Regions from separate parts of the Homo sapiens genome. Here region 2 is linked to region 1. A link is an interaction called in ENCODE POLR2A ChIA-PET data of the cell type or tissue named here. Cell type or tissue: A673. All regions are shown on one strand. Each heading gives the region's core, and the rest is flanking DNA. Links, peaks and the distances in the headings are about the cores only.

Region 1 (12,276 bases), core at 3,827-7,826:
AGCCAAGGAATGCCAAGAGCCTCCAGGAGCTGCAGGAGGCAGGAAGGGTCCTTCCCTAGAGCCTCCGCGGAGTGTGGGCCTGGGACCCTGATTTCAGGCCTCCAGAGCCACGGAGGACACATTTCTGTGTTTTGAGCCTCTGCAGCCCCAAGAGACCAGTGCCTGCCCAGGAGACCCTCGGGGTTTCTGTGGTTCTTCCTGACAGGCAGAAGCATGAAAGGTATTTGGGGTTGGAGCTGTCAAAACACAGATCTCCACCCCGCTGGTTTTAACTGGAGGCTTTCTGAGCATCTCTGTGCTGATCGGACACAAATGCAGTTATTTTTAATACATTAGATGGGCTCCTTTTGAAGAAGCTGTCAGGAAAATCCACTGCAGGAAGTTTGATGGGTGCCCTGCACCTTGTCTGAGTGCCCTGCAATTACCCGCTTCTAGTCTGTGGCAGGTTCGCCAGGGTAGGGGCCTTGGGGACCCTCCCTGTTCCAGGCATGCTTCCTTTGGTTAGAAGCATGCTTCCAGGTCACTGCACTAGCATCTGAGTGTTTGTCCCTAACCGTCTGGGCCTCTGGGGTTGCAGGGGCCCCACTGTCCCAGGGCTCTGCTGAGAGCTGCTGCCCTCTGAGCTGGGGTCTGGGTGCAGTTTGGCTCCTCCCAGGACTTGGGAGGTCATGGCTCGGGTCCCCTGAGAGTTTGGGCCACTTTGGCAAAGCAAACTTCTGAGCGGGGCAGAATCTTGGACCCTCAACCCTGTGCCAGGCCTGTGGGGACAGTGGGGCCGTTTGGGCAGCCACTCCCCACTGCCTCCTACAAGCTGGTTGAAGCCACTGGGCAGACACAGAGCTGCCAGACCTCTTGCCCATGGCCCCTCCCATCTCTGCCTCCTGCCCCAGAGGCTGCTGCCTCCGCCTGACCTGCTGCCACAGGAAGACCACCTGGAGACCACCCAGGGGGTCAGCGTGTTCACCTGAAGCCAGCTTCAAAGCAACCCCAGTGTTTCGCTGGCTCGGCCCTGACTCCCTCAGCCCATCACAGGTGCAGAGGAAATAAAGCCCCGTGCTTGGGGGCTCCCTGTACTAAGGACAGGCCAGAGAGAGGAGCTTCAGGCTGCTGTGTCTGAGGAGGTCCCTGGGCTGGAAAGACCTCTGTCCCCACTGGCAGCTTCTGTGTCTTAAGGGTGCAGGGCAGGGCAGTGGTGATGGGAAATGCTGGTGAGCCCTGGACCAGGGATCCTGGATCTGGTCCTCCACCATGGGGTCAGCCCAGATGGAATGGCTTATCCCTCAGCTCCAGGCAATAAATAGTGACCCCCGACAGCCGCTTCCTACTGTGCACATCCTGCTGGGCACGCAGCCTGAAGTCGACAGGTGGACAAATGAGCGTTCCTTGCCCTGGCTCCTGACCAGCACATTCCGGACGGCTCTATTCGCAGCTCCGGAGTGACACGGCCCAGACACACTTGCGGTCCCTCCCTGACTCGCAGGAGCCGGGGGCTTCGTGATTCTGCCAATCAACTGGGAAGTGACACCCCAGACAGCAGCATCCCACGGCTGTTGTGAGCAGTTACAATTGAGTGATGCCCAAGCAGGAATGATTCCCAAACAGCTCCCGTACTCTCTGAATGCTGAGAGCCTGGAAGTGTGAGTTTTTAAGGAGAGGAACCGTGTTTGAATTATAAGAAAACAAGGCTCTTGAAATAATTCTCTTAACCTTTAAATATGTCAAAGGAGAGTTACTGAAATTTACAGTAAGTTCACCTTTTCACAGACAACAGGCTAAAAATGTTTAAGTCCAAATAATGTTGCTCTTTTTCATAAGCTTCAGTGTAAGATTTACTCAAACACAGTGGCTGTCCTCAGACTCATGTTTCTTGGATAACTCTATTTCTTTGTTCTGTGTTCTTTTGTAACATTGTTTTAATAATTCCTTTGAGCCCAAGCCTTTTATCATAAGCTGCCTCAGATCTTTTTGAAAGTAGGCAGTGTTTAAAATCTACGGATGACTTTCGCCAGGGGTACTGGACTAGCTCTCCTGCCATAAACAACTATAAAATTGTACACGATGTATCAGGCAGTTGTTTTCAGACCCTGGACAAACCTCAGGACTGTGGTCCCTAAGGGCATGGATACTCACAAGGTGAGCCCATCATCACCATGCCTCTGTTTGGGGACAGTTTCCTGATGGAGACGTAAGAGCTGAGGTCCGGGCAGAACGTTACTATCTGAGCCAAGGAGGCAGAGATCAGAGATGCGGGCTGTGGCTGTGGCTACATCTGCAGAGCCAGGTGCTAGAGAGGGGGACTGCATGGTGACGGTCCTCAGAAGCCTACACCGGCTTTCCTGTGGGATCTGTGCTGGCCCAGCGTGTACAGAACAAGGCCACGAAAGGCTTATCAGAGGGTGGCTGGCATCCTGGCAGAGCTAGGGGGAAGAAGTCTCATTAACACATGAAGCAGCCAACAGAGATGCCAGGAAGCCCATGACACAGGAGGATGGAGAAGCCCTAGAGCAAGGCCTCCAAACCCACCCCAGCTAAGACAGAATCCACAGAGGAGGCTGAAGGTGCCCACTGAGTTCTTCCAAGTGAGAAGGGATATTGGAAAATGCCTTGGGCTTTCCGTAGTTGTTTACTCAACTAAGCATGAAACCAAGCCGACCCAAGTTCAAGATGACGAGTCTGCCACTGAACTGCCTGCTAAAATAAGAATCAACCCTCTCCAAAGGAACACAACACAATCCAGTCTCTTTAATGTGTCATCTACAAGGTCTAGTATAGGTTAAAAATTACTAGATATGCAAAGAAAGTAAAATGTGACCCATTGACAAGAAAAAAATGAGTCCATTGAAACAGACATCAAGGTGGAAGTGAGAAGCAGGAGGTGTCAGGTGTAAATCAGCATGATATGAATCTGATCAGACTCTGAGCACTCAGAGTCCACTCAGAGGCATACTGATATTCCAGGGCAACCATTCCAAGAGCAAATACAGAGAAGTGGATCTAAAGAAGTCAGCAGAGGACATAACATGGAATACTCGGGCTTCCTGGCTGGAGGCCTAAGGAAAGGATCCCTGGAAACTAGAGAGTGTGACAGGAAATCTCAGAGAGGTGAGAGCTGAACAAGGGGATCCCCCAGTTCTGTGTATGAGTCAACACAAGTCCTGGAGTTACCACATATGAGGAACACACCTAAACAATTATAGTTAAGGGCTTGAAAACCGCTGTGATATAAACGATCTCCAAGATCTAAGCCTGCCCCTGAATGGCACTTTCATGTGGAATGGCTGAACAGCAAAAGACCCAAAAACAGGCCTGCATTGGAACCACCACGGACAGACAGTGAGACAAAAGCGGCAGCTCTGACCAAGCGGGCTGCCTCTCCAGAGGATTCTAACATAACCCAAAGAACCACAACAAAATTCAAAATGTTCAGGAATTAATTCAAAATTACTTAACAGAAAAAGAACCATGGAAATGGGACTAACTCTCAAGGAAAAGAGAATCAATATATGCCACCCTCAAGATGACCCAGAGGATGGATTTACCAGACAAAGACTTTAAAGCAGGCATTACAACCATGCTCCTTGAGGTAAAGGTAACTCTCTTGAAATAAATGGAAAAATGAAAGTTCTTAAAAGACAAAAAGAAACTATATTAAAAGAACCAATAAAAATTCTAGAATTAAATACTATAACACTATCCAACAAATTGACCTTCATAGAATAATATACCCAGCAATGATAGCACAGCACATTCTGCTCAAGTGTGCATGTGACATTCACCAGAATAGACCATTATCCTAAACCATGAAACAAGCATTCACAAAATTAGGAATTTAAATCATGCACATTTGTTCTCTAAACATAATAGGGTTAAATTAGAAATGGATAAAAAAGTAATATCTGGAAAATCCCAAACATTTGGAAACTAAACAACACATTTGTAAATAACACAAAGGTTAAAGAGGGAATCTCAAGATATAAAAAAATTTTGATCTAAATTAGAATACAATGTTCAAAAATTTTGAGATGCCACTAAAGCATTAATTAGGAGGATGTTTATAGCATTTCATGTTTATGTTAGAAAAGAATAAAGATCTTAAATCAATAATCCAAGCTCCCACCTTAGGAAATCTAGGAAAAGAAGAGCAAATTAAACCCAAAGCAAGCAGAAAAAGGAAATGAAGAAAGAAATATAAATAAATAAAATTGAAAGCTAAAAGACAATAGAAAAAAAATCAATGAAATCAAAAGCTCATTCTTGAAAAAGAACAATAATGTTAATAAAATCCTAGCCATATTGCCCAAGGAGAAAAGAGAGAAGTCACAGATTACCAATATTAGAAATGAACAAGGAGACACTATTACTGACCCCACAGACATTAAAAGGATGATGACAGAATACCACAAATAAATCTATGCTCTAAAATTTGACAAAATAGATTATATGGACCAATTCCTCAAAAGATACAAATTACTAACACTTACTCAAGGAGAAATATATAACCTGAATATTCCTTTATCTTTTAAAATAATTTGTCTTGTGAGATGGAGTCTCGCTCTGTCACCTAGGCTGGTGTGCAGTGGCGTGATCTCGGTTCATTGCAACCTCCACCTCCCGAGTTAAAGCGATTCTCCTGCCTTAGCCTCCCGAGTTGCCAGGACTACAGGTGCCCACCACCACACCTGGCTAAGTTTTGTATTTTTAGTAGAGACAGGGTTTCATCCTGTTGGCCAGGCTGGTCTCAAACTCCTGACCTCAGGTGATCCACCCTCCTTGGCCTCCCACGGTGCTGGGATTACAGGCCTGAACCACTACACCTGGTTTCTTTGAAAAGAATTGAATTTATAAAAACCTTCCTACAAAACTCCAGGCCCGGATGGTTTTGCTGGACAATCTACCAAAGCTTTAAAGAGGAAATCATGCCAATTCTACACAACCTCTGACAGAAAACACAAAAGGAACAAGAACCTCCCAGCTCATGTTATGAGGCCAGAAAACCAGATGAAGATAACCCAGGAAAATAAACTTACAGACCAATATTTCTCATGAGCATAGACACAAAAATTCTCAGCAAAACACTAGCAAGTCAAAACCAGCTAATACACGACGAAATGAGGTCTATCCCAGGAATGTGAGGCTGGTTCATCATTCAAGAATTAACCAAGGTTTTCCACTTATATTTGGCCCCCGGAGTGGTCAAATTCACAGAGACAAAAAGTAGAATGGCGGTTGCCAGGGGCTGGGGGAGGAGGAGATGGGGAGTTAGTGTTTAACAGGCGCAGAGCTTCAGTTTGGAAAGATGAAAAGAGCTCTGGAGAGGGAGGGTGGAGATGGTCGCATGACGATGTACCGAGAGGGAGGGTGGGGATGATCGTATGACGATGTACCGAGAGGGAGGGTGGAGATGGTCATGTGACAGTGTACTTAGTGCCACAGAACTGTGCACTTATATTGATTAAAGTGGTAAATTTTACGTGATGTACATTTTATCACAACTGGAAAGTAATCAATATAATTCACCACATTAACTGACTAATGGAGAAAATCCACATGATCTTGCCACATGATGAGACAGAAAAATCACTGCACAAAATTTAACATTCATTCACGATGAAGAAAAAAATCTCTCAGCACACTAGGAATATAAGGAAACTTTCCTAACTTTATAAAGAGCTCTAACAAAAACTTAAATAAACGAAAAACTTTTTTTTTTTTTTGAAAGAAAAAAAAAGGGACTGGAAGCAAGGCAAGGATGTCTACTCTCATCACTCCTATTCACCATCATACTGGACGTCATAGCCAGAGCAGTGAGGCAAGACCAGGAGCTGGCCAGGATGCAGAGTGACCACTGCTTCATGTGGGTTAAGGCTAGGGTGAGGGACGTTCAAAACAGCGCATCGCTTAGGAAACACTGGCAAACATACACTTTCTGTATGACCCAGCAATCTGAAACCTACGTATTTACTCATGAGAAATGAAAATGTATATTCACACAAAATTCATCATATGTGAATATTTGTAGCTACTTTATTCATAATCGCCCAAACCCAGAAACAACCCAGAAGTCTTTTGGTGGGCAAATGCCTCAACAAAACGTGGTCCATCCACAGAATGGATCTGACTGCACAATAAAAAGGAACGCCTGGTCAATGCAGGCAACAGCTCAGAGGATGCAGTGAAGGAAGAAGGCCGGCTCGAGAGGCCACAGCCCAGCTGGCTCCATTCACTCGACGTCCCAGAAAAGGCAAAGCTGTGGGGGAGGAGAGCGGACCAGTGGGTGGAGGGGCGGGCATCGGGGCGGGTGGGCCACAGGGCTGGAGGGCGGGGGCCGGTGTGTCTTCTGAAGTGGGGATACATGGCTGCATTTATCGAAGCTCATAGGTGCGAACAAGCACAGAAGGGAATCTTATTGCCTGTCAGTCGAAAAATGAAGTAGGAACAACGAAAAGCACGTCTCTGGTATCCAACCCCTCTCCGCCACCTTCTCCACCCCCACCCTGGCCTAGGACTCCTTGGTCACTCCCCAGGCATCCAGCAGCAGCTTCCCAACCATTCTGACCCCTAAATGCATTCTCCACAAAGCAGTCAGAACTGTCCCTTTAACGTGTAAGTCACGTGGCGGCTCTGCTCAGAATCTCCCACGCCCACTCACTTCTTCCAGAATAAAAGCTGTGGCGAGGTCTACGAGGCATGATCTGCCCGTGGCTTCTCACACGGCCCTCTGCTCCCTCCGCTCCGGCCACCCCGCCAGGCCAGCGCTGTTCCTCCAGCACCCCCAGCACGTGCCTGCCCTGGGGTCTTTGCACCTGCTGTTCCCCTACCTGGCATCTTCCCCGACGCCCACCGGAGTGCTCCTGCAGGGTCTGCACGAGGCCTTCCTGACCTGCCTGCACCCCCACGCTCCCCCCGTGTGGTTTTCTCTGCGGCTCTCGTTACTCCTTGCCGGCCATGTATGGTGCCTATTTATTTCGCTTATTTTCTGTCTTCTCTGATGGGACGTGAGTTCAAAGGGCCAGAACTTTTTGCCAGTTTTTTTGGGCTGCTATACCCCCATCCTGGCATGTGGTAGGTGTTCAGTGAATGAATGATGAGTGAATGAAGGAAGGAAGGAAAGATGTTAGCCCAGATGCTCAGAAGAGAATTCCTCCTGCCTGGGGAGGCTCCCAGCCCTCCCAAGCGCTGCTGCATTTCTGCCGTTGTCCAGGGGAGAACACAAATCATGCTCATGGGCGATTGAGTCCTTCTTCCACCCCAGGCACAGTCTCCAGCGTTTTATGTCATTAACTCATGAGACTGCAGGGCAATCGCTACCTCCAGTTGGCTTATGGGGAAACAGAGGCACAGATGGTCACACCATTTGCCCAGAGTCGTGCTGCTGGCCAGTGGTGAAGCTGGGATTTGAACCTGGGTTCTGGCAAGCCAGCCATTCCAAGCCACTGGGGACAACCCAAAACCACCTATTCTCGGGAAGCATTCTCCTGATCTCCTTCTTGCTTCCCTGACTGCCTTCAGGAGCCAGCCCTGGGTATGTAGGACACAGCCCCCACAGGTGCACAGGGATGTAAAATCCCAAAGTAGGCACGGGTGGCTTCGGGTGGGTCAGCATGCTGGGCACCTCCCCTCTCCAACCTGTGCCAGGTCCACGTGGCACTCCAGACCCAGGGCTCTCACCTTGCCCTCCTGGGGTGGGTGGTGCCCCACTGGCAATGCTTTTGGGAAGAGCAGTGGGCACCAGGGTGGGGCAGGCGCCTTGCCCCGCTCTGGGCCTCAGTTTCTTCATTGACGCTGCAGAGCCCGGTGGTCCCCCTCCGGAGCTGTGCATTCCCCTTGGGGTGACACATGGACGGGGACAGCCCCTTGGCCACTGCGCCTTCACTGGCGATGGCAAGGTCAAACTCCAGGGCATGGCGGGGGAACAGTGGGGGTCTCTGAGACAGGCAGACCCCATGGCTGTGACCTCAGTAACACCATCCCCACCAAGCGCCAAGAACCAGGATCTCTATTCCCCTCCGTGCCCCCCTTGCAGAGCTAGCCTCGTGCAGGCAGCAGCCTGGTCAGGGAGCGAGGGGCTGCCGGGATGGGGGCTCATGCTCTTCACAGCCCTTCATGGCCGTCCAGGGGAGGACGATCTTGAGTGCACACAGGCCCACAGGAGGGAGGACCTGGCCACCCGAAACAGCCTTGAGCGGACGGCAGCTCGGTCACTCTCTGCTGCTGTTGTTTTTCACAGACTCACGGAGGCAGGACTAACACGCGCTGAAATCCACCCCTCAGTCTACAGCCCCACGAGCTTTGAACCACAACCAACACAGACTCACGGAGGCGGGACTAACGCGCTGAAACCACGAGCTATGATCCACAACGAAGATACAGAACATTTCCGTCACCCCAGAGTTCCCAGCGCCCCTATGGCCACCCCACCCCTCCTCCGACCTTCCTCCTGTCCCAACGGCTCAGCGTTGTCCAGAACCTCAAGTGCTTGGAATCACCCAGGGCCTTGGAGTCTGGCGTCTTTCAGCAGCAAGCCTGCCTTCAAGAACCTGCATCTTAGAGAAGACCCAGGGGAGGCCTGAGATTCTGCCAGTCTGAGTCATCCACCTCACCGAGCCAGAAAGCAGAAAAGAGGTTACCAGGCGCTGGGGGTCAGGGTTTAATGGGGACAGAGTTTCAGTCTGGGGAGAGAGAAGGTTCTGGAGGTGGATGGTGGCGACGGTTGCACAGCAATGTGAACGTGCTTCACGCCGCTCAACTGTGCCCTTCCAGATGGTAAAACAGCACATTTTAAGTGATGTGTGTTTCACCATGAATCAAAAATAAAGAAAAGCTTCTTTCTTCTCTTAATACAAACTACTAGATCACCACGTGAGATTTGATTGAGAAAAACGAAGGCAGCCTCTGGTTCGTGCACAGGTCGGACGTCCTCTCGGGCCCTGCTCAGCCCAGGGCCCTCTCTGCCCATCATCAGATGTTACCAGCTGGGAGCCCCAGTGCCCCTGAGAACAGACCTGGAGATCCCTGGGCTGCTGCCTGAGGCCTGCCTCACCTGTGGGGTGGCTTGTGGTGGTTCTTGGCAAGCACAGGGTGGCTGTACCCCCTTGCTGCCCTCAGTACCCACAGAACTGCAGGCACAGCCCCAGGACCCCATTTGTCCTTGGAGTTGAACATCCTCAGAATGCTGTCAGTCCAAGTGCAGGACAGCCCGGGAGAGCTGACCCCGGGTCACAATGCAGAGCTGTGAACAGGTGAGCCTGAACCACTCTGGGCCAAGTCACTCTCGAGGACTCCAAGCCCAGTCAGAGCCAGCCATGGCCAGCTCTGGGCCCCTCACGTTCCCACCCTTGCCCATCTCACTCAAAAGCCTGACCGTTGTCCCCACGGGGAGCACCACAGGGTCAGGCTAGGCCTTCCCTTCTGAGAGCACCTCCAGGCCCTGTCTCTCTCCAGCCACGTGATGTGCACAGGTGGCTCTGCCCTCTGCTTCATCTGGGAAACGGGGTTACGGGGTACAGAGGTGGACCCGCATGTCTGCACGTCCTCACCCTGCCGTCTCCCACCTGGCTCCAACAGGCAGGTCTGGTGCCTGGAACAAGGCCAAGGTCACCTCCCTGTCCTGCCCTCTCACCCCCCACAGCCTCAGAGTCACCATCTGAACGGTGATTTCATACGCCAAATTCTTTATTTCCAACATATAGCACCTTAACCTTTTGAAAACTTTTAATTACTAAATTTTTCAAACATGCCAAAAATGTCATCAACACTCACTTTCCATGATTACAGACTTAAGACCAATCTTGTCTCCTCTGTAGCCCTCCCACAGCCCCTTCCCCCAGATCACGCTTCAGTAAATCTGAGACATTGCATCATTTTGTCTGTAAACATTTCCGCATGTACCTCTAAGAGAGCAGGACCATTTTGAAAACCATACCCACAACAGCTCTGGACAACAAGAATTTGTAGCTATTCACTACCTAGGCTTTTTTGCTGTTTCTTGGCAGGAAGAATGATCAGCTTTGGTGCCGGCTTTCTGCGACAGGTTGACTTGTCCGAGTCTTTGCTAAGAAACCAGGCCACCGTCTCCGATTCCCTCACTGTTTGTAGAACAGAACGAGTTGTTTATTTGGAGCTGTTTCTTGTGGTCTGGGTTTTGCTGGCTGCATCCTAATGGTACATTTGTCCCTGTTCCTCTGTCCCTGGTGTGTCCTGTGTGTTGGATCAGGGGCTCCATGAGATTCAGATTCAATGGCTTTGCTCCAAGGATGCCACGAGGCTGTGTGCACACCAGGGCTCACCTCACACCTAACTCTCTCCCCTTCGTGACCCCAGCAGCTGTCAAGAATCCATGCCTACATCCATTGATTTATGAGGATTGCACCTGATGGGTGGTATTCTGACCATCCTGCTCCTTCTTCACTTATTGATGAACATTTCTGGGCTGAGACACTGCCTTTTATCTACTCTTGGGTTATTCTAAAGTACCGTTTGAATAGAAAAGGCAGGAAAAATACTCCATTCCTTTCCTCTAAAGGGTCATGGGCTCAGACTGGAGGAAGTGTGTGACTCTTGGCCCCACACCAACAGCCCTCTATGCCCTGCGCTGCAGGTGAGGACACTGTGGCCGCTACGGCCAGAGCCAGAGCTGCCCACAGCTGCGTGGCGTGGGTCCCCTTCCCGTCCTCACGGGAGGTCAGAGTGGAGCAGGCTGTTCCTAAGGACCCCTTGAAGAACTTCTTCTGCAACTTTTTTTTTCTTTGAGACAGTTGTCACCCAGGCTGGAGTGCAGTGGTGTGATCTTGGCTCACTGCAACCTCCGCCTCCCAAGCTCAAGCGATTCTCCTGCCTCAGCCTCCCAAGTAGCTGGGATTACAGGCATCCTTCACGACGCCCAGCTAATTTTTGTATTTTTAGTAGAGATGGGTTTTCGCCATGTTGGCCAGGCTGGGCTTGAACTCCTGACCTCAGGTGATCCGCCTGCCTCAGCCTCCCAAAGTGCTGGGATTACAGGTGTGAGCCACCACGCCCGGCCTTCTGCAACTTTCTAACTTGAAAAAGTTCCTACTGCAGAACAGTTGCAGGAAGAATGCCCAGGACACTCAGCTGCCTGTGGCAGGGCTGCAGCCCAATGCCGCATGACCCGCAAGCAGTCTCCTCCCTTGATTCACTGTCTGCTTGCTCTCCTTCCATTTGGCCACACCTTTCTTTCTGAATGATTTGAGAATAAGTTGCAGACTCCACACTCTAAACACCTCTGTATCCTTCCTAAGAACAAGGATGCTGCCTGTGGAGGTTGCTGGGCACAGCCTGGGGCACGGGACAGGAGCCCTGAAATAATCCATGGCCAGATTTCACTGGAACCTGTCTCCTTCCCTGTCTCAGCCGCCTCTCCTTTCCCGGAATTCTGCCAGCCCTGAACGGCTGGGGTGTTTGCCAAGTCGCCCTGTGATCTGTCTGCTCCTGGACGCCTCTGGAGCAGGGGTTGTAGGACACCAGCGCCTCCTGCACAAATTGAGGCCCCTGTCTGCCCCTGGGAGGGAGCAGGTGCCCTCTGAGTTGGGGTCTAACCCAGCGAAGAGCACTGCTGTTTGTACTCAATATGAAGAAGGCTTTCAGAAAAAACAAGGAGGAGGCAGGGAGGCTGAGCCTGCAGGAGCAGGACTCCCTTGGTGCAGAAAATGGCAATGATGAAAGGAGTCCTCACGGCTGCTCAGGAGGGTCTAATGGACTCGTGCCTGTGAGGCTGGGAGGGTTTGCTTTCGTGTGTGGCCATAGTCAGGGGCGGGTCTCTAAAACTGTTTCAAAGGCTGCAGCCACCTCATCTGATTTGAATCGGACACCTGAAGTCCCAGGCCCCTGCCACTGTGGGCCCCTGGACACACACATGTGTGCACACGTTCAGTATACACGCCATGGACAGATGACAGATAAGCATGGGACTCTGATGACCCACCATCTGGGCCATCAGCCCTGAGCCCTGCCACACAGATCGTGTGCCACTGGGACCCTGTCACAGCCGAGGTCAAAGCTGAGCTGGAGGTTGGGCCTGGGCCATGGGGGACCATCCAAGAAGCAAGGGCCATCTGCCCGTGTGGGGCCACGTGTGCGGGTGGGTTAGAGGATGGGTAGGACAGTCCAGGGGAACCCAGGGGCACCCGTAGGTCCCTGAGCCCCCAGCTCCTCCTCCCAGTCACCCTGCTGGCACCAGGGCCAGGTCTGGGGCCTTTGGGAGGGTCCTGGGCACCAGGTCCTGTCTGCTGACCTGAGAGCCCTGCCCACTCCACCATC
Region 2 (5,503 bases), core at 51-4,050, 96 kb before region 1:
CGCCGCTCTCCTCGGTGAGACCCAAAGCCTCGGGCGGAGCCCGGCGCCCCCGCGCAGTGTGTCCCCCGCCTCCCTCCGGCGGCGGGAACAAAGGCCCCCTTGTGCTCCCAGAGGAGGCGGCGGCGCCGGCCGACCCGGGCCAGCGAGGACCCATCGAGGACGCGGCCGGACGGGGCTCATCCCGAGGCGCTGGCGACTCCGCGCCCCGACGGCGACACGGGCTGGGGGCGTCGAGGCTGCGCCGGGCACCCCGGAGTGGCGGGTTCGGGGCTGGGGCGGTCGCGGCTCCACGTCCAGCCTCAGAGCCCGGAGCTCGCGCTCACCTGCGCCCCGGCGGCCGCCAGAAGCTCCCCGAGCAGGAGCAGGAGCAGGAGCGGGGCGCACGCGCGCGGCCCGGCCATGGCTGAGCGGAGTCTGAGCTGCGGCGTCGGGGCGGGCGGCGCGCGGGCGGGCGGGGCGGGAGGTGGGCGGCCCCTTCCCCTTCCCCTTCCCGCCCCCGCCTGCACAAGCCCCCCATTCAGCCGGGCCCACCTGGGCGGGGGGGCTTCCACCCGCCCCGCGCCGCCGCCCAGCCCGCCTGGGCGAAAACAAAAAAGACGCCGGGCGGGCGGCGCGTTCTCTCCGGCCGCGAGTTAAAATTATCCTGGGACTGGCGCGTTGCACACACGCAGCTTTGAGCAAGAGAGAAAGACGCTCTTTTCTCTCCTTGCTCCTCAACCCGAGTGTGGGGGCGGAAGCGCGCGGCGCTGAAGGGCCGCCTTCAGGGAGGGGCAGGGGAGACCCGCGAGTTTCCGAAGCCGCAGACCCCTCCCCAGGCGCCGGAGCGGACCCAGGCGACCCAAGGCCCAGGAACACCCCGGGGAGGGTGAATCCCCGGTACCAGGGCCCGGTCAGTGCCCAGCGCAGCCCTGGTTCCCGCTCCGGGGTCACTGTCCAGCGCTGCCTGCTGGGCTGGGAGCACCCCCACCGCGGCCCCTCACCCGTGGACCTGGACGGGCCGGGTGGTCAGGCCACGTCAGTTGCTACCGGCTAAGACCAGACTCCAAACCCAGACTCCCAGGAGAGATCGCAAAACGATGACCCTGGCCGAGGGGAAGAACCCCTCCCCGGGATCCCCGGCCTGAAGGAACCGTGCCCTGGGCAGGAACCTGAAGGCGGTGCTGGCCATGTCCATTTCCCAGAAGCTCAGGGGTCGCCAGGTCCGGCCAAGCTCTGCCTCAGGCTGCCAGGGCAGTCGCTGCCCTAGGGGACTCAAAGCTTCCAGTTGCCTGTAGGCTCAGTGAAGGCGCAGATGCCAGCCCCTCCCCCAGGAATCTTGAAAATTCCCGAGAAAGGCTGCCCTGGGGGTTGTAGGGGGCTGCAGGAGCTTCCTTTCGGCAGGTGGGGACTCATGACTGTTGCAATGCTGTGAGTTAGCAAGGGCGGGAGGGGATGAGAGGGGAGTGGGCGCAAAACTGCTCAGCAGGAGCACCGCACTCTGGCCGGGCGCAGTCAGCCTGGCGACAGAGGGAGGCCTCATCTCTACCAAAAATTGAAACATCGGCCGGGCGTGGCCAGCTTGGAGACAGAGGGAGGCCTCATGTCTACCAAAAATTAAAACATCGGCTGGGCATGGTGGTGCTCGCCTGTAGTCCACGCTACACGGGAGGCTGAGGCAAGAGGATCGCTTGAGCCTGTAAGGTCGGGGCTGCAGTGAGCCAAGACGGCGCCACTGCACTCCTGCCTGGGCAAGAGAGTGAGACCCTGTCTCAAAATAATAGTGTCGCTCTAATCTCTCCCGCGGTGAAGTGAGTGGAGGGAGATTCTCCCTTCACTGCTGGGTGAGCGCGGTGGCTGGGCTGGGAGGGGTGTGTGCGAATTCCATCAGGCGAGGTGGGAGGAGCTGAAAAGGCCCACCCTCCTGAGGAGTCCAAGTCATCCTGGCACAGAGCTTCCTAACAGAGGACTTTTGATTACGGGGAGAGGTGGGTGGAGCAGGTCAGCCCAGACAGCAGGGGGCCTTAGGGGCTCCCAGCACCAGCCCCACCCCAAGCCCAGGGTCTGGGGGACAGGATAAGTCCTCCCTACCAGTTCCACCTGGCAAGATGACCCTGTGGCCAGCCCCCTCCTCAGTGGCTCTCCCCTGGTCCCTGGCCCCACACCCCACTTTGCCTATCCCCATGATGCCCAGCATGCAGTCAGCAAGGACTGCTATCTGACCCAAATCAGACAAAACACAGCTGGCCTTCACCTCAGGCCAGGGGAGCCACCTCATGCCTGGGACACCTGCTTGGTGTCCCCCCCGAACCACCTTCAAGCCCCTCAAAAAACCACCCCCAGCTCCAGGCAGATCCTAGGCAGAGGGTGGGCACTGTCAGAGCTCAGCCTCCCCCGGCTCACTTTTGAGTGGGGCAGAGCCTCCTGCTGCCCGCCTGTTGTGGGTCATCACTCTCCCTGAAGCCCGGGTTGGCTGGCCAGCACTGCCTGCTGTCCCCAGGTGCCCACCGCCAGGCATCGGCCCCCAGGGCTGCTCCAACAGGCTCCTCACTTCAGGCGCTGATTTTCACCGACTCCAGCCCCACAACGGCCTGGACTGGGGACGCTGGATCTGCCGGGCGCTGCCCCAGTGACTGCACTTCTAGCCCTATGTCCAGCTCACTGCCTCAGTTTCCCTCCATGGCAGGAATCCCCTGAGCCACACTTGAGGCACCAGGGGTCCCACAGCTTCCCCACGCAGCTCTGGGGGATTATTGAACCTCGGGTGTCTCCTCCCAGTGACTTCCGGCTCGTGTATCCTGTGCCACCAGATGGGAGCTGGGCATTTTACCTGAAGTGGTACCAGGGTCTACAGCTTTAACCCTCCCACCCAGGGGTGCCCCAGGTCTGCCCTGTCCTTCACTGAGCAAAGACAAGTGTCCGGCCCCTCCTCTGAGGCCCCACAAAAAGCCCCTTACCCTGCTGATGTAGAAATGTAGGGGAACCGGGAAGCGGGGGGTCCTGGCCCAGGGTGACAAGGGCAGACTGCAGGGAGGGACTGCCCTGGGGGCACACCTGGCTCCACCAGACCTGAGGGAGCCAAGGGGCCCGCCAGAGAGTACTGCCAAGCCTGCCCGAGGCACAGCAGCGCATCCCAGATCACAGCAGGCAGAAAGGCCTGGTCCAGACCCCACCATGCACAAGCACTGCCCCGGCCAACCCCAAGGGAAGCCCCAGACTCATCTTGAACAGGTGGCAAAAGCCTGCTGAGGGACCTCGGTTCCACCTTCAGAGGCTCTGGGAGGCTGCAGCCTGCCCACCTGTTCATGCCTGGGGACTGTGTGGCCAAGTGGGTGTGTGGGGAGGGCTGGGCCACCACTCTGCCCCCACAGGCACCTGGTGGAGCAATGTGAGGCGGTCGCCGGGCCAGGCCACTGGAGCCTGGAGGGACATCAGCTGTGACACCAGCCCTACCAGCCACCCAACAGGACCCCGGTCCATACCAAAGACTCAAAGTCAAATGAATTTATTCAGAAAAGGCCTTGCTTGGTATCAGACTAAGAAAAGCAGCCCTGCCCGCCGCCCCCCACTCCAGAAGGGTCAATTTACAAAGACAGGGGCGCAGGGGAGAGCTGGGTGGGGAAGACACAGCCAGGCCAGGAGGCTTCTGCAGGCCTTGGGCTTCCCTGAGGGCCTCGCGGCTTCTGGTGGCTGCTATAGTGGCCCCACAGGAGGCCAGCACTGTGGGTCATGGGTCACGGGTCACGAAGCAGAGCCTGAGGGGAGCCCGCAGCAGCTCCGGAGGCCCCAGCCCCTGCAGCAGGGACAGGAGGACCAAGACGCCGACGGGCACTCCTTTCCTTAAGGCTTCCCAGACTTGGCAGAAGACTCCACCTCTGCGTCCTGCAACTCTGCTGCCTCCCCCGCCTTGGCTGGCTCATCCCTTGTAGGTCCTGCCGGGCTGGGGCCTGGGGTCTCCGATGGGCTCTCGGCTGGCTCGTCCCCTGCAGGTCCTGCCGGGCGGGGGCCTGGGGTCTCCGATGGGCTCTCGGCTGGCTCGTCCCCTGCAGGTCCTGCCGGGCGGGGGCCTGGGGTCTCCGATGGGCTCTCGGCTGGCTCATCCCTTGTAGGTCCTGCCGGGCTGGGGCCTGGGGTCTCCGATGGGCTCTCGGCTGGCTCGTCCCCTGCAGGTCCTGCCGGGCGGGGGCCTGGGGTCTCCGATGGGCTCTCGGCTGGCTCGTCCCCTGCAGGTCCTGCTGGGCGGGGGCCTGGGGTCTCCGATGGGCTCTCGGCTGGCTCGTCCCCTGCAGGTCCTGCTGGGCTGGGGCCTGGGGTCTCCGATGGGCTCCCAGGGGTACCTTCTTTGGGCCCCGTTCGACCTTCTGTGTCCTCCTCAACCCCGTTCTCACTGTGTCCAGCCTTGGGGTGCCCCGATGGGGCAGGGGACCCGGCAAGGGCCAAGGTCTGGGCACCACCACTGGCCACCGCAGCACTGTCCCCAGCACCCTCATCCACCTTCCTCCGCTTCCTCACCTTGTCGGCCACCCTGGCTCCCAGGGGTTGGCGGCAGGGCTGCACTGCCTCCCCAGGGTCCTGACCGCCCACTTCCTGGGTCCCCGTCCTGAGGCTGCCCTGGCTGAGGGCACACCCCTCCAAATTCAGAGCGATCTTCTCCACCTCTGAGGCACTCTGAGGGCCTGGCTCTGTGGGCGGCTGCTCCCGCCGGCTCAGCTCCAGCTTCCTCTTCTTGCTCTCTTTGGGGCTTAAGGGCTCCGGCCTATCTTCCCCGTGGCCCCCTGCCTCATCCCCCTGGCTCCTCTCCAGGGGTCCCGCATCCTGGGGCTCCACGCTCCGTGGCTGGGGCCCCTCGTCCACCCTGCCCCCACCCTTGCTATGCTCTGGCCCACAGGTCCGACCCTGGGTGCTGGCCTCGTGGTCGGGGTCCCCGGGGCTTCCTTCCTCCTCCACCTTCCTGGAGCCCTCGAGCGGATGGGGCAGAGAGCTGGGCTTGAACCTCCGCAGCTTGTCTTGGGGCCCCCAGACGAACTTGCAGCGGGGCCGGAAGTGCTCCCAGGCGAAGTGCACCAGCTGGCGGCGCTGGTGTCGGCAGCGCACGGCGAACATGAAGTAGTCCAGGGCACTCTGCCGCACCCCCGGCAGCTCCCGCCGCACCAGCGTCTCCTCCAGGAAGAAGCGGACCAGCGGCGCCTGGAAGTGCTCGAGGCCCAGCTCACCCAGCGACTTGAGGATGCGTGTGATGCGGAGGTTGTTGTGGCTGCGCCTGCGAGAGATCCGGGTCAGGAGAGGTCAATGGCTGGGGCCCCTCCTGCTGGGCCGCACCCCGCCCTGGCCTGCCCTCCCACCCGGCTCCACGAGGTCTCCCCACCCTGGCCCACGATTCAGTCTCTCTCTCCATTTACCTCTCTGGGCCCAGGGGAGGACTCATGCCATCCCTGTGAAAATGGCCTGTGGGCCCTAGACACACGGGGGTTAGGGGGATGCTGACGCATCACCTAGAGGGTGGCTGTACCCCGAGTCCCCCTGGTGG

What was found. Peaks named below come from ENCODE experiments on the same cell type or tissue, not always from the same donor. Only the 100,000 strongest peaks of a DNase experiment are listed, where the experiment ranks them.
Region 2: POLR2A ChIA-PET joins it to region 1 with 7 read pairs; 4 of 35 experiments call an interaction of 5 or more read pairs at or near these places.

Annotation. Positions count from the first base shown.
Region 1 is chr20:62,712,562-62,724,837 of GRCh38, reverse strand. All of the region lies in intron 1 of NTSR1 (neurotensin receptor 1), which reads right to left. Among named protein-coding and RNA genes, the nearest start is that of NTSR1, 9.9 kb to the right of the region's middle. RefSeq lists an enhancer at 905-1,444 and a silencer at 3,272-3,464. In A673, for the core only: no CTCF peak of the experiment used is centred there; no DNase peak of the experiment used is centred there.
Region 2 is chr20:62,811,963-62,817,465 of GRCh38, reverse strand. OGFR (opioid growth factor receptor) reads right to left here. Exons shown (of 7, transcript NM_007346.4): 7 at 3,466-5,236. The coding sequence ends at 3,817. COL9A3 (collagen type IX alpha 3 chain) reads right to left here and starts at 416. Exons shown (of 32, transcript NM_001853.4): 1 at 324-416. The coding sequence starts at 401. RefSeq lists enhancers at 176-861, 1,550-2,236. In A673, for the core only: no CTCF peak of the experiment used is centred there; DNase peaks (open chromatin) are centred at 675, 1,310, 1,545 and 1,875; H3K4me3 peaks cover 1,134 bases; H3K27ac peaks cover 769 bases.